Linked DNA regions of Mus musculus: region 2 is linked to region 1. Evidence: chromatin loops called from intact Hi-C (ENCODE). Cell type or tissue: heart. All regions are shown on one strand.

Evidence for each region. Hi-C counts contacts between places; a loop is a spot of excess contacts. Peaks named below come from ENCODE experiments on the same cell type or tissue, not always from the same donor. Only the 100,000 strongest peaks of a DNase experiment are listed, where the experiment ranks them.
Region 2: it touches region 1 in a loop (2.2-fold over the local background); 6 of 42 quality-filtered maps call a loop at or near these places.

What each region holds. Positions count from the first base shown.
Region 1 is chr17:12,807,582-12,815,581 of GRCm38, forward strand. The region is part of intron 1 of Airn (antisense Igf2r RNA); the gene reads left to right. Among named protein-coding and RNA genes, the nearest start is that of Igf2r, 42 kb to the left of the region's middle. In heart, a CTCF peak has its summit at 3,087 (motif pointing left); a DNase peak (open chromatin) is centred at 3,020; H3K27ac peaks cover 3,111 bases.
Region 2 is chr17:12,756,042-12,764,041 of GRCm38, forward strand. The region is part of intron 1 of Igf2r (insulin-like growth factor 2 receptor); the gene reads right to left. The region is part of intron 1 of Airn (antisense Igf2r RNA); the gene reads left to right. Among named protein-coding and RNA genes, the nearest start is that of Igf2r, 9.7 kb to the right of the region's middle. In heart, a CTCF peak has its summit at 4,036 (motif pointing right); DNase peaks (open chromatin) are centred at 1,290, 2,110, 2,910, 3,840 and 1 weaker place; H3K4me3 peaks cover 4,644 bases; H3K27ac peaks cover 3,786 bases.

The sequences.
Region 1 (8,000 bases):
ATTTATTTATTATCATACATAAGTACACTGTAGCTCTCTTCAGACAGCACCAGAAGAGGGCATCAGATCTCATTACGGATGATTGTGAGCCATCATGTGGTTGCTGGGAATTGAACTCACGACCTTCGGAAGAGCAGTCAGTGCTCTTAGCTGCTGAGCCATCTCTCCAGCCCTGTGTTGTTTTTGTTTGTTTGTTTGTTGTTTTTTAGAATCTGTATGAGTATTTGTCTATATGTATGTTTGTGTGCCACACTGATGCTTGGTGTTCACAGAGAGCCTGAGGGCATTGGTCAGGCTCTGGAGTTACAAATAGTTGTGGGCTGCCATGTGGGAACCAACCTAAGTCCTATGCAAGAGCGGTCCAGTGCTCTTAAGTGCTGAACCGTCTCTCCAGCCCCAATATTTGTTGCTTGTTTCTTTGTTTTTGAGACGCCTCCCTACATACCTCCATACTCTCCTGGAACTCACTAAGTAGACTAAGCTGGCCTCAAACTCAGATATCTGCCTGTTCCTGCCTCTCAAGTGCTACAATTAAAGGTACTTTGTTTTGTTTTGAGACAAAGTATCACACCATAGCCCAGGCTGGCCTAAAAATTACTTTGTAGCCCAGGCTAGCTTCATAAGCTTTGCCAATCTTCCTGTCTCTGCCTCCCAAGTGTTACGTTTATAGGTATGAGCCCCCACACCCTCCTATGCTGGAGATGGGCAATTTGACTCACATTGGGCTTTCCCTTGCCTTCCTGGCTGCCTTAAAGATGCAGCATCCCCTAGGGCTATTTGAAACAGTTTGTGCTGGATTTTAGCTATCACAAACCTTGCTCAACTCTTATCACAAAGATCAGAAGGGAAGCCCTCCCCAACCCCCCCCTCCCCCCGCGGATGAGTTGAGGAATTACTGTAATTGGTGCCAAAGGGACAAAGCTGGAATTGACCCTTCATTTAGTACAAATGTGATGTGACTGGTACACACACACACACACACACACACCCCTCCAGCTACATAAGGCTCTTGGTAAGCTGTCTAGGATAAACCCTCAATGCACCACCAACACCCTCCCATTCCCAATAGTAGGGCCTACCTAAAGCCTTCTCGTGAGCATGTACTTTCTCTCTCTCTCTCTCTGTCTCTCTGTCTCCCTCCCTCCCTCTCTCTCTCTCTCTTTCTCTCTCTCTCTCTCTCTCTCTCTCTCTCTCTCTCTCTCTCTCTGTTCCTCTCTGTCTCTCTGTCTCTCTATTTCTCTCTCTCTCTCAAGTCAAGGCTAGCCTCAAATTCCTGATCGTCTTACCTCGACCTTCCAAGTGACTTGGGTAGTCTCTGCTTGTCTATGTTCGCAGTGTAGGCTAAGGAAACAGAGCAGAAACATGAATCCATGAGGTGCCACTGGCAACTGGCACTGGCTGCTACTGTAGAGGGAACGCAGCCACCATCATGAAGAAGCCTGGCCTGGGGAGGCCTGGGGGAGATGGTCACAGTCAGGATCATAGGCTCAGCAGCCCATGTGAAGTCCAGAGGCAGCAGGCAGGATTGTCCTCCCAAACATCTCATAGCATCCCACAATAGCAAGACTTAAAATTCATAGAGCAGAAATGCTCAGCACCTTCCCCGTGCTGGGATTCCAGGTTTGCCGCCACTGTTCCACCCTCTGACTCATGAGTCTAGCTACTAGGGGAATTCAGGTAAATAGAATCATATGATGTTTGTCCTTTTACAATCCCCTCATTCCATCCAGGATTGCTTCAGAGGTCATTGCTGGCCAAGCATGGATCAGGACTCTTGTCTCCTCAAAGGCTGACTCTGTATGTATATTAGAAGTTGCGGCTTGCATTCCCTGATACACATATGGACCATGTCTTGCTCATCTGTCCCTCTCTGACAGGCACCTGTTCTAGAAATGAGGATGCTAGCTCACAACGTGGACACATGAGGGTCTCTTTGAGTCTGTTGGTCTGTTAGGGAATGGGACTAGAAAAATGACTGGATCCCATGGTACCCTAGATTTAACTTTTGGGGGACCTTCCAGGATGCTTTTCACGGTGACTCTATTCGTTCCTATTGCTATTGCTAGCTGAGCCCTTGTTGTACCTGGACAAGCAAGGGTGACAGGGAGTTCATCTGGAATGTAAGGCCCTCGGCTCATTGCATTGATAACTGTTAGTGTTGAGACTTTTCCTAATTTAGGGTCCTCCTCTTTCCCTTTACGGTTGTTTTGTAATGAGCCCTGTGTGATGGTCCTCCACATCTCCCCTGTTGTTTATGCCTGTCTGCCAGGCCAAATATGGTTTTAGCCATTTAGAGCCGGCCTACTTTACAAAGCTCACAAACTATGCCAAACATCTCCTAACCCTATGTATATAAGACAAACGCTGTTCTGTAAAAGCTGTATAGTCTGGCTTCTCCAGAGAAATAAATCCAAAAGAATATATAAACATGTGTACATATTATAGACATACAGACATATGTGTGTACTAATATAGTGTATATACACTAATAAAGCACATAGTATGTGTATATAATAGATACAATCATATATACATGCATGCATATTAACTGCATGGCATAGTTATGGAGGCTGAGAATTCCCAAGATGTGCACTTGGCGCACAGGACGCTGGAGACCGGCAGAGCCCTGCAGCAGAAGGCCACTGTCCCAGCTCAAAGAGTCAGGCAGTCCCCAAGTTCTCTCTTTAAGTCTTTCTTATTGGGGCCTGCAGCAGACTGAATGGGGCCTGACTACTTCAGAGATAACATATTGCCCAGCTCAGCCTGCAGACTCGTGATTTCACCCAGCAATCTCCTCAAACGGTACAGATTAATTTTTAGCTAAATGCTTGAGCTGCCTAAGTCAGTCCAGTGGATTTGTCAAGTCAGTCTCCACAGGTTCCCACGTGCCCTGATCCTTTGAAATGCTCTAGTCTAGAGCCTTCCCACGACAAACTTAGTCTCCTATTCTCCTTCTGTGGAGGAGTTGGCTTGTCCTCTCCGGGTAGCCTTCCTGATTACAGTCTCTGGACGTCCTTTGTTAGGAGCAGATCTTTAGCCAGCCCTGCCACAGCACCGCCTTGAAACGTATGCAGCAATAGTGCCCCCTTGTGGTATAACCTCTCCCTGCATCAGCCACGAAAATTTTTTTAATTGGTTATTTACATTTCAAATGTTCTTCCTCTTCCCAGTTTCCCCTCCACAAGCCCCCATTCCATCCCCCTTTCCAACTCAACCACCCAATTCTGCCTCACCGCCCTAGCATCCCCCTACACTGGGTCACCAAACCTCCATAGGACCAAGGGCCTCCCCTCCCATTGATGCCTCTACTACATATGAAGCTGGAGTGTACTCTTTGGTTGGTGGTTTAGTCCCTGAGAGATCTTGGGGGGTGGGGGTGGGGGGCGGGGTCTGGTTTGTTGATATTGTTGTTCTTTCTATGAGGTTGCAATCTCCTTAAGCTCCTTAAAGTCACTTCCCCTAACTCATCCATTGCCCCCACAACCCATGCTCAGTCTTATGGCTGGCTTCGAGCATCCCCATCTGTATTGGTCAGGCACTGGCAAAGCCTCTCAGGGGACAGCTATACCAGGCTCCTGTCACCAAGCACTTCTTCAGCCACCAAATCTTGAACCACCACCCAGGATAGTCCAAAACCAGAAGACTGCTTTTCACCCTTCTTGTTCCAGCCATGTGCTTGGGAAAATGCCTCATATCACCTTGACTTCTGCACCAAGTCCATTCCCAAGCCCCTTGGATTTCTATCCATGTCCAGGGTATTGTGGGTCAACTATGGGTGAAAGGGGGAAGAGTGGAGGTAAAAACAATGTCTGCATTCTTCTGAATGCAAAATTCACTGCACTCCCATTGACAATAACCACATCTTTAAAAAGATTTGGGCTAGGGAGCTAGAAAGGCGACTCAGCAGTTAAGAGCTTGTACTGCTGTCAGAGGGCCACGCTCTGGTCTCGGCATTGAAGCAGGGCAGATCAGAACCACCTATAATTCCAGTTCCAGGTGATCTGACACCCATACCTCAAGCACCCATACACACACAAACACATACACGTGCCCACACATGCACAAACACATACACATGCCCACACATGCACAAACACATAGGATTTTTAAACTCGAAAATAAATATGTTCAAGTTGTGTTTTGTTTTGTTGGGCCTCAGGGCCCTGGCTTGTTGGTGTGCTTAGCACAAAGCATATAAGCCTGCTATAAAAATTAGACTCTTAGCCAATATTGCAGTATTCGTGTTTAGCACAGTGCATGGCATATAGAACATGCTTGATGAAGGTTTGAGCTAATTTAAATAGGTATGGTAAATAATATTAGACTGACTACATCATGTGGAGGATATATTTTTTTCTCCAGCAGGCCCCGTGATTGCAATTACGTGTTATGGAAAACCCTCGATTATATTTATTATTGTTTCCTTTTAAGCAAGACTATAATGCTCTGGTTTCAGCAATGCTTTCAAAGAGAGAGAGAGAGAGAGGCAAAATTGCTTCCCAACTAAATGATTAAGATCTCTAAATTTAAACAGTGACATTCCCCCTCCAGTCACTATTTGGTAAGAAGCCGAATTTGCCTGTTGCCAAAACACAATGTAAATTAATAAAAAGTTTAAAAAAATGTACTTTAAAAATATTTTAAACAATTCTTTTTGATTCCGGAAAAAGAAAAAATGCAACTGCCTTTGTAATCTTTCATTTGTCTTATTATTTTGTAATTAATATGTATATTTGGAAATGCTTTTCCTTCAGAAAAAGATGTTAGAGAGAGGGTTAATGCTCTTCATAAGATGACAGGCAGAACCTGTCAAAGGCTATTTACAGCTTGCACCAGAGAGCTGAAGAATAATTTATTGGCTTATTAAGTTCTGCCTATTCCCCAAAGCCAACAAAACTCCAAACCCTCAAATTCTGAAATGCCAGAGCCCTCTGATTAAATGTCTTGATAGCCGCCGTCTGTCTGAGGCTATCATCTGTGGAGTGTGTTTGCTTTTGCCAAATGCAATCTGCCCCCATACTCTGGGTGGTTGGGATTTACTTGTGGTTCAAAGATATCTAGCATCAAAGGGCCTCCTGGAAGGATGCACCCAAGCAAGCTAGGGCCAACCAGAGATGGACAAAGACTTCTGAGCTGTAGCTCATTCCCAGATGCTATGCACACCACCGGAGTTTGCAAGAAACCTCTCTCTACCCAAGACTTCTACAGAGCCTGGAGATTCATGGGCTCCCCCAAGGATCTGTGAACAGAATTGTATTGCTGTATAATTAGTCTCTGTAATTCCAGGAGTAGGGTTTTTTTTATGGATTTCTAAGGAGTCCACAACCTTCATTATATGAACAAAGGAGTCCTGACAATTTATGATATTCAGTATTTAGAATTCAACCCCAAATTATCAACCATACCAAAAGGAGGGGGGCTACAAACTGTAAATTTTATTTTTATTTGCCTGATGTAATTGTCATCTAGGAGGCTCAGTCTGCTAACCGAGGCCTAGCCCTGAAGCTTCTCCCCTCTATACAGTCTTATCTAACCTCGAATGTTTTTAGCCTGAGACTTACTGCTGAATTTGCTTACCCTTTCTAGTGCTTTTGAACTCTGGCTGGCTGGTCAACTCCACAGTTCTGGTTCAAAACTCCTCTTCATGCTGACTGGTTCAAACTGGCTTCTTTCAGCTTCTGACTGAATTGCTCTGCTTGGCCTCATACTACTTTTGGCAATCTGTTCTAATCTTCTGGCTCCTTCTCATTCTCTGGCTCATTCTGTATTCACTTATGTCTAGCTTAGTTTCTCTCTGCAGCCTGTCTCTGTACAGCTGTCCCAGTAACACTGTCTTCTCTCTCTGTGCTGCTCTCTCTTAAGTCATGTCACTTTCCTCTCTGTTCTCATGAGGATTGGGCAGATCCTATTGTGTCAAATCTTTCTCTGATTCATCACTTTGTTTGCTACTGAATTAGACATCACTTTCAAACATGGCTGCTTCCTTCTACAAACTAACTTCACCTTCATTGTTTGGGATTAAAGGTGTGTACTAATGGTGTGTCTGTATTCCAGCCAGAGTAGCCATGTTGCTGGATTAAAATCCCTCTGCAACAAGCAATACAAGTCCTTTGAACTTGACTCACTGCTAACAGTTAGGAAGCACTATTCATAAAATGAAACACCACCCGTAAGCAGAAGTCGGGTGGCTGTCCTGGCTCCTACAACCCCACCAGCCCAGGCTCAGCCTCCATCTCAAGTGCTGATTGATGAACAGTGGTAAAGCTCACAGAAAGGAACGGATTGATCAGTGCGGAATGGGGAGGGCACAAGTAGGAGCTCTCCTGACACCAGGTTCATCTGAGGGCTGGCCTGAGCTTTAATTAACCTGTTTATGGCTTTGTCCCTTTATCTTTTTCTTTTTCTCATAGAATCTTAGGAAACAAAAGTGCCACCATGCCTGGTTTTATGCACTGCTGGTGATAGGAAATAGGGCAGGTTGCCAGGTGACTGCTCTACCAATGGAACTGTTTCTCCGGCTCTCAGGTATCTTTGTGCCTTCAGCCTTGAAGGAGAATGAGGTAGATGGGGTATTACTGGCTTGTTTGTTTTTGTCAATAAAGGCAGCTGTGTGCCACCACTGCCCAGGGATTACTGTTTTTTAAATAGACCCACCTTACAAGGTGATTGACATGCCTATCTGCAGAGGGGAGCAGGTGGCTCAAAGTGAAGGAGACAGGTACAAATTCAGGCAGAGCAGACAGACTTTCACCCTGCTTGTAGTTATTCTGTGGGGCCAAAGTGAGGCTTTTGTTCTTATTGTTTTTAGCAAAAGTAATTTCTTAATGTGTGTTTTATCGTAATCTACTGTAAGCTTTAATTTTTCAAAACCTACTTTTAATGACAGTTCTCAAATGCTTTAACCTTTCTTCTAGCCCACCACCTACCAGAGGTAGTGGAAAAGAAAGGACATGGGGGAAGTGGACCTGTTTAGAAGTGGTTCTTTGAAGCAGCTCTCATCTGTGTTATCAGGAAATCGGCAGTTTGGTTTACAGGTCAGCAACAGCAGCTTGATCCACTTGCAAACACTTCACAGATACACCAGCAGTCCAGTTCGGGAGAGTCCGAAGAGCAAACATGAATCAGCAGTAGTGCCATCACCTAACAGGGACATCCAGGCCTCAGCCAGATCAGCACAAGTCAGCAGGAGGGACCAGAACCAACAGGGACACCAGGAGTTCTTTGCTGTGCCTCTCTCAGTGAAGCAAAGATCATCAAAGATGAGAGACCAAGAAGTATTGCAGAGCTAGCTCTACAAGCAAGCCCCTCTCAGTCCTATTTACACTCCCTCCAAAAATCACGTGCTCTCCACAGCTCTTGCCTCAGCATGTGAGTCTGTCTTAGCAAAACTCCACGAGTCTATATCAGCTGACATCACTCTGCCAGTTGACCCAAGTCCTCAGAAGCTGCAAGAAGCCGCAGCATACTACCAGAAGGTTTTTTTGGTGTATTTCGATTTCTGGAGTCCTGACAAATGGCGCTCAACTACACAATTTAAGGCAGACCAATACTTGTGTGTTGTTAATGAAGAATCCGTCACCATGTGTCCTTTCACGTGCTTGCTTTAGCAGAAAATCCTTTCACGCGTGTCTGCTTCAGTGAAACATTCCTTCACAAGTCTGCCTTAGCAAAACATCCTTTCACCTGTGTCCACTTCAGGGAAAAACTCCTTCATGTGTTTGTCCCAGCAAAACACCATCCAACACAACTGACTTTCCAAAGAACCCTTCAACCTAAAAAAAAAAGAAGAAGACTCGGAAACCACCTTAGAAATGCATCTCACAAAATACCTGCCAGGCCATTAGAAAACTACAGAAAGATTTTAAACACATGTCTGAAAATACCCTAAATATCCTAAAGACACACTTCTTTCCCCAGAAGTAATCTATATATGTAATATGATTCCAAATAAAATTTCAACAGGGTCTTAAAAAAATATAGCTCCTCTAAGGCCAAGCTGG
Region 2 (8,000 bases), 52 kb before region 1:
CAAGGACTACACGACACCAGACCACAAAGACAGACAGCTTCCTCCTGGTTGTCTCCTCTGGACAGGCCAGCAGCTGAGCCTCCCCGACCCTAAACTATCCAAATGTAACCACTAACAGCTGCCACCACAAACAGTGGCCAGGTAAACCTGCACTGCCTGGTTACTCAGGAGCCAGAACTCTAATAAGCAAGCAATACCCGCCCTCTAAGACACACAGCTACCAGGAATCTCCCAAAATGTGGCTTTGCTCAACTCAACTCCACCACTCAGACTGCAGACCTACTCCACGTGGGTTCCCTGTGTGTGTGTAAACTGGTGCATTTATCTAAGACTAAGGTTAGTTTCTCATCGTAAACAGTAATGATCTGGATGCTCTCTTGCTTTATTCTTAACTTAAGAAAGAAAGAGGGCTGCATTAAAGTTCAACGGCTGGGCATTTCCCTCAATGTGTGTCGGCCTAAGTTCATTTTTAGTACCAAAAATTAAAAAAAAAAAAAAAAAACCAAAGCTGTGTGCTGGAACCCAGTGCACAGAATCCTAGCTCCACAGAAGAGCTCTGGGAGTGCATGAGTGCCATGCCAGAAGCCCTGGGTTCAATACTGCCCAGCACAGTATAAACCAGGAGCAGTGACATGAAGCTAGAACCAGGTGGGGACAAAAGAGCCAAATGTTAAGGGTCGCCCTTGACCACTAAGTTCAATGCCAACCTGAGCAACAGGAGACTGTCCCAAAGAAGGAAAGGGAGAAGCCAGTGTGTGGCACAGGCTCTGCTGTGAGGATGCAGGAAGGCAATGCTAGCACAGGGACCCACTCAAAACTTCTTGCTAGCAAGGCCCCAATTCTTTGGGGACCCAATGTGCTTCCTTTATGGCCCTGGACACAGGGAGGGCTGGCATTTTAACTGCTGAACAGTCAGCTCAGCTTGTTGGTTTGTGATGTTAATAAGGTTATCAGAGGCTACACATGCTATTTCTTCACAAAAACCACGTAGGCAGACCAGGACTTGTACTTGCAATCCCAGGCTGGTAGCCTGTGGCAGAAGGACTACTTTGAGTTCAAGGCCAACCTGGACCACCATATGACATGTCTAAAGAGTCCTGCTCTGCAAGTACTGGGATCATACCAGGGGCTCAGCAAGAAACTCCACTGGGCAAAGAGAACCTCCCAAGGCCCAATCCTGTGCAGCACAGCTGCACCTCACTTAGAAACAGTGACACACCTGGGGCATGCCATCCACGGCTTCTGAACATAATCACTTAGTCCTCACCGTCTGTCAAGGAGCACACCAACCTCCCCATTTTGGAGACTTGAAACTAGAGCGTGGGTGTAACTTGGCAGGCAGTCCCAGATCACCAAGTGACCAAACACAGCAGGAAGAGCCTTGCCATGCCCTCTGCTCCCAGCACGGACCACTTCCCACTGCATTCTGGCTGCAGAACTGTCACCAACTTCAGTACCTGAACGATAAGAAGCCCTCTGCACAAAAGCAAAGAAATCAGAACTTTCGGGCATTTTTTATTTTGTCGTTTTTCAGTCTCCTTTAAGTTCAGGCTCATCCACTTGCCTCAGCTGCCAAATGATTATCGATATGAGCCATTGTGCTTCATTCCAATTTTGGAGCTGATTTCCAATAGCTCCAAAGTCAATATGGTCGCGTCTGGGATCCAGCCCCAGCTAACTCTTGACATCTCTCCTGTCCCGTCCCATCCCATCCCGTCCTGCCCCGCCCCGCCCCGCCCCACCCCATCCTGTCCAGTCCCTGTCCATACCCCCTCCACCACCCACCCCACTTCAACCACATTGACCCTTTGGTCTCAAACAGGCACACTTAGATCCTGCAAAGACTCTTCCCCATTACATACAGTAACACACATACCCCTCATTTCCTTCCAGGCCCCCTTTAGATTCGCACCTTACAGAAGAGCCTAGGCATGGTGAGCCCTTTTGGACCCACACCCTTGTTTATTCCCAAAAGCTCCTCAATCCTCTCTCTCATTATTAAGGGATGCCAAGCCTCATGACACCACTGGCTCACCACACTTCCTCTAAAAGACCAGATACAGGAACAGATGGTGGCTTTCACTTGGGAGTAGAGAGTAGCGCGTGTGAGCTGGCGAGGTGACAGGAGGGAGCCGGAGGAGCAGTGATGACTCAGTGGGCACTGCCCTTGTCACTTCTAAGAAGCCCTCTTCTGGGTCATTTCTGGTTTGGTGGCTGTTCTATTTGCAGGCCAGGCGGAGGAGTAGGGAGTTTTTCCACACTAAACATCTGCTTTAAAATGTGCAGCTGACAGCCAGGCCTGTTAGCATAGATTGGTAAAACCAATTGCAATGGAGGCTAAGTCAGGAAGATCACAAGCTCAAGAGTTGTCTTATGGTAACTCAGGGAGACCCTGTCTCAAAGTTTTCAATAAATACATACATATATACATACATACATACATACATACATACAGATTGGAGATACAGCTCAGAGTGCTTGCCACCTATATACCAAGGCCCTAACTTCAATCCCTGGTATTGCCCCAAAAGAGAAGGGAAGAGCTGGAATTAGAACAATCTTACATTTGGTCAAAGCTCAGTGGCCATGTGGCAGCACAAACCTAAAGACTCAACCTAAAAGACCACCTTTGAAACTTACCTTGCAGGCCACTCTTCACTGGTCACATCTGTTTTTAAAATGCTAGCCAGGCCTGTTAGCACATCGCTTGGTGTTTCCTACACTTAAGACACAGCTACAATCAGTAGTCACAAATGCCTGCAGGAATCAGTAAGGCCCCAGGGAACTTGCCCTCCAGCACTAACTGAGCAAGGGAAAACTGCTAAAGGTCAGTGGCTGATCTGATGTTTCACACCCGAGGGAACAGGACAACGGGATTTTCCTCCACTGTAATGACTGTGTGTGTAGCAGTGGGTCTGTCAGAGTCCAAAATAGGACATGACACAATCTTTGGCACCTCAAAATCTTGTCAGCAATAGCCGACTTCCAGTTTTAGAGCAAGGTGAAGTGACCAAACATTTTCCCACTAACCTCTTGGGGCTATATGTACAGCAGACATTCCCAACCTCTAGGGTGCTGCCTCCACTATACACAAACAACACAGGGCTTGGTGGCTCATGCCTTTAGTTCCAGCCCTTGGGAGACAGAGGCAGGCTACGCTGATCTCTAGACATATATGCATGCACACGCGAGCGCGCATACACACACATACATACATACACACACACACACACACACACACACACACACACCACTGCCTCTTTCTACTTCCAGGAAATAGAATAAAGCAAAAACGAACGGGACCCAGCCCAATAGGGGGCACCGGCACTGGCACCTGCCCACACCCCACACCTATTGTGCCCACAAGTTCTGGTGCTAGGAAAAAGTCTTGCAATCTGCTAGCTCAGTATCTCAGAACTGAGTGTGAGGTGGGACTAGTGACCCACAAACCCACAGCTTCAAATACTTTCAGAAAGTAGAACCCTTTCTTAAACCTCATGAGCAAGCACTCACTCACTGAGGCAGAAACTCTTGGGGCACTAAGGGGTGACAAAAAGACGGTGACTTCCAACAGTGGCTTCCAGTGGAGCATGGTGGTACTCCTGTACGCCCCACATTCCTAGCACTCAGGACACTAAGACAGGAGGATCACAAGTCTGGGGCCAGAGAGCCAGTCTCAAAAAGTAAGGCAGCTGTGTGGGGGAGGGACAAAGACCCAAAGGTGATCTGACACCAGCTTCGTCATCCAGCTGTCTCAGATAGGACTTACACGGCCTGCCAACAGGCAGCACACAACGCTCTGCCAACTATCAAGAGGAGCCAACAGCTGCCTCCTGGCAGGAACAGCAGCACGAGGTAGGTGACCCACAGGAGAATAAGGAAAGACCAGTCTCTGGCATGTCCCGCCCATTCCTCATCTCCCCCAAGACAATTTATAGCCAAGTTCCAACAAATGTTCCCAGCCCTGCCCTGAGCAGCTGCAAGGACGACAGATGTCCAAAATGAGCACAATCAAGAGCCGCCAGCTGAGGGCAACATGAACACAAGACAACAACCAACAGAAATGGGCCCAAGACAAAAAATAAAAGTTGGGCAAGCCAGGCATGGTACTGCTTGATTGTAATCCCAGCATCTGGGGGCTAAAGTAGAACAATTCTGAGTTCAAGCACAGCATTGGCTATGTAGTGAAACCATATCTCAAAAAAACAAATAGCTGAGCAGTCCTGGGGATGGTAGGGGTTGGGGGGAGAAGCAGGCAGATTTCTGTGAGTCTGAAGCCAGCCTGGTGATCAAAGTTCCAGGACAGCCAGGGAAACACAGAGAAACCCTTTTTTTCCTACAAAGAAAAACAAAACAAAACAAAACAAAACAAAACAACCACAAAGCTGTGGGTCTATATCAAGGGAAGTTGCAAAGCCCATAGGCACACCCCATCCAAACCCAGAGCCATGAACAAAAAGTAAACAAGACAAAACTCAAGTGGGACAGGAATAACTCAGGGCAGAGGCAGCTGGGCAGCACAATTAATAACTCTGACCCAAATAGAGACCATTTCTTCCAAACATACATGGCTCTTCCAACTGACTAGGTGGCAGGCCACAAGGGAAATTCCATTCACTGGCCACAGTGGAAAAGATAAATAAACCCCCTAAAAGTCGTTTCTTGCTTTATCAGCACATTTTGCCATAAAGAAATGACTGGAGCAGGCCATATTATGGCTCCCAGTTCTTGAAGGTCTGAGGTCAGGGTGACACAGGCGATTGTAGTTTTCAGTACATGTAGTGTCACTCGTCAAGGTATGGGAATATGCATGCGCCCAGGTGGTGTGTGTGGTCCCCCTCCTCCTATAAAGTCTCTGGGACTCGGTCACAGGCCCCACCCTAAAGTACCACGTAATCCAAATCCCCTCCCAAGAGGCCTTACCTCTCAACACCAATACGGGATTAAACATCTACCTGTTAATTCCTCATGACAGGGATTTAAATGTCAACAATGAAGCTTTGGGGACCCCAACCTACGTTTAAAGCACAGCTTCCGGAGGACTATACATCTCAGTAGGCCCAGGAAGGTTAAAACTAGAAAATGGAAACGGAGAGCTTAAAGACTGTCAGACTGCTGTGGCGCTCAGGGGAAGACATATGGCTTTAACTGGTTTTTACATTTTACTATTTCATGTGGATGTGTGCATGCCTGAGTGTCTATGTATGTGCAGGTACACCCAGGATCCTCTGGGCCTGGAATTATATATCCATGGGTTGACTTTGCCTGTTATGAATACTGGGCACCAAGCCCACATCCTCTGCACCAGGCACTCTTAAGTAGCTCTTTTTCCAGAATCCAAAGACATGCCTTGATATAATGTAAATTAATTTTAAAGATTTAAGCTTTCAATTAAACTAAACACAGGAAAATTAGAGGTCAGCAAGTGAGTATTAAATAAAATAGAAAAAAGGTGTCCACAATATATGAATCAGAATACTAGAGCTTCTGCATTGACAAGCCTTTGATAAAGATGCCCACAAGTTAATGTCAAGAAATTTTTAGAGGCTGAAAAGATGGCTCAGCAGTTAAGAACATTGTCTTACTGTGTCTTATTGTTTTATTGCTGTGAAGAAACACCATGACCATAGCAACTCTTAGAGGAAAACGTTTAATTGAGGCTGGCTTACTTACAGTTCAGAGGTTTAGTCCAGTATTGTCACAATGGGAAACACAGTAGCAGGCAGGCAAGCAGGCAGGCAGGCAGGCAGACGTGGTGCTGGAGAGGTAGCTCAGAGTCTGACATTTGATCAGAAAGCAACAAATAGAAAAGAGACACACTAGGCCTGGCTTGAGCTTCTAAGACCTCAAAGCCCAGGCCCAGTGACACAGTTCCTCAGTAACGCCAACCACACCCACTCCAACAAGGCCACACCTATGAGCCGACAGAACCATTTTCATTCACACCACCACGGGTCTAAAGGACCCCTGGTTCTATTGCCAGCACACATGGTGGCTCACAACTGCTTGTAACTCCAATCCCAGGGGATCCAACACCCTCTTCTGAGGCCTACAAAGACATGGTGCATAGACACAAATACAGGCAAGATACCTATACACATTAAAAATGTTAACATAAGGAAAACAAACAAAAAGAAAAAGAAAGCCAGGCGTGACTGCAAAAACTGCTGAAGATGGCAGATCTCAAGTTGGCCAGCCCAGGCTAGACAGCAGCCTCTATCTCTAATTAATGTAAGTTTTTTTTTAACGACTCATTTATTTATTATATGTAAGTACACTGTAGCTGTCTTCAGACACTCCAGAAGAGGGCATCAGATTTCGTTATAGATGGTTGTGAGCCACCATGTGGTTGCTGGGATTTGAACTCGGGACCTTTGGAAGGGCAGTCGGCGCTCTTAATCACTGAGCCATCTCTCCAGCCCTAATGTACGTTTTAAAGACATTTTGAGGATGGGAAGACGCCTTTGCCAGTCAAAGCACTTGAACGTAAGTTGGAGCTCCAGAGCTCATGTTTTTTGTTTTGTTTTGAAGATTAATTTATTATATGTAAGTACACTGTAGCTGTCTTCAGACACTCCAGAAGAGGGAGTCAGATCTCGTTATGGATGGTTGTGAGCCACCATGTAGTTGCTGGGATTTGAACTCCGGACCTTCGGAAGAGCAGTTGGGTGCTCTTACCCACTGAGCCATCTCACCAGCCCCTGGAGCCCATGTTAAAAAGGCACAGCACACACTTACAATCCCACAGATGGGAGAGCCTGGGAGTGAGGAGGTAGGAAGGTCCCTGGAAGCTCAAAGGTCAGCCAGCCTGAGTAAGGCATCAAGCGCTTGTGACTCCAGAGACTGAGACAGGGACCCCAAGGTAAAGCCTTGCAACTCTGCACAGGGTCTTCCCCCCTACTTACCCCTCCTCTCCCAAAGTACCAGATTACTAGAACATTACTGCTAAGTTCTACAAAAATGTATGGACCGGAAAACGTCTAGTTCATACAAAAATTGATCCCAATGCATTAAAAAAAAAAAAGGTTGGCTGATTCCACAAAACTGTCATATTCATGGTAACACAGTCAGAAAAAAAAAAAAAATTACAGCATGATACCACTTTAAATCTCAGCTGCCAGGGCTGGAGAAATGGCTCAGCAGTTAAGAGCACTGGCCACTCTTCTACAGGACCCCAGCTAAATTCCCAGCATGCACATGGTAGCTCACAACTGTCTGTAACTCTGCCCTCAGATATACATGCAGGCAAAACACAGAAGATAAAAATAAATTTAAAAACAACAACAACAACAAACAAACCACCTCAGCATCCAGGATGGTGAATACAATGACAGTTAGGGGGAAATGAACCTTCCCCGTCCCCTCACAGATCCTAGAGTTAAACAATAAGGAAATCTGTGTCCTTGGGGTGCCCAGTGATTCCCAAAGAGGAGAGATTTTGTCTGGTTGGAGTTTCATCCGAAATGTCTAGGGACATTTTCCTTTGTGTCACCAAGGTAAGGGCATATGGTGAAGAGCCCTGGACCTACTGGGTATGGGCCAGGAACATTGCCTAACACCCAACAATGCACAGGAAGGCTCCTCCAGGGATGGAATTCTGCCACAGCTATGATTTCTTAGGGTCTGTGGCTTGAATGAGGATAGCACCCAGAGGCTCCCATATTTAAACACTTGGTCCCCAGTTGATTGTGACATCTGGGGAGGCTTAGGGGATGTGGCCTTGGTAGAGGACATATGGCAGACTTTGCTTCAGGTAAAGCCGCCACTTGCTGCCACAATGACCCAGCCAAAACAGTCTCTTCGCCTACCACTATGGATGGTCTTGGCCATGGTGTTTCAGCAACAGAGAGGGAAGGGAGGCAGGGAAGGAAACATATCTAAGATCTTGACCCTCGACACCTGAGAAACTCCTGAGTTTCCATAAGTACATGATAAAAACAAACTGCCAAGGGGTCAAAAGTCAAATTATTATTTACAAAAAAAAAAAAAAAAAAAAAAAA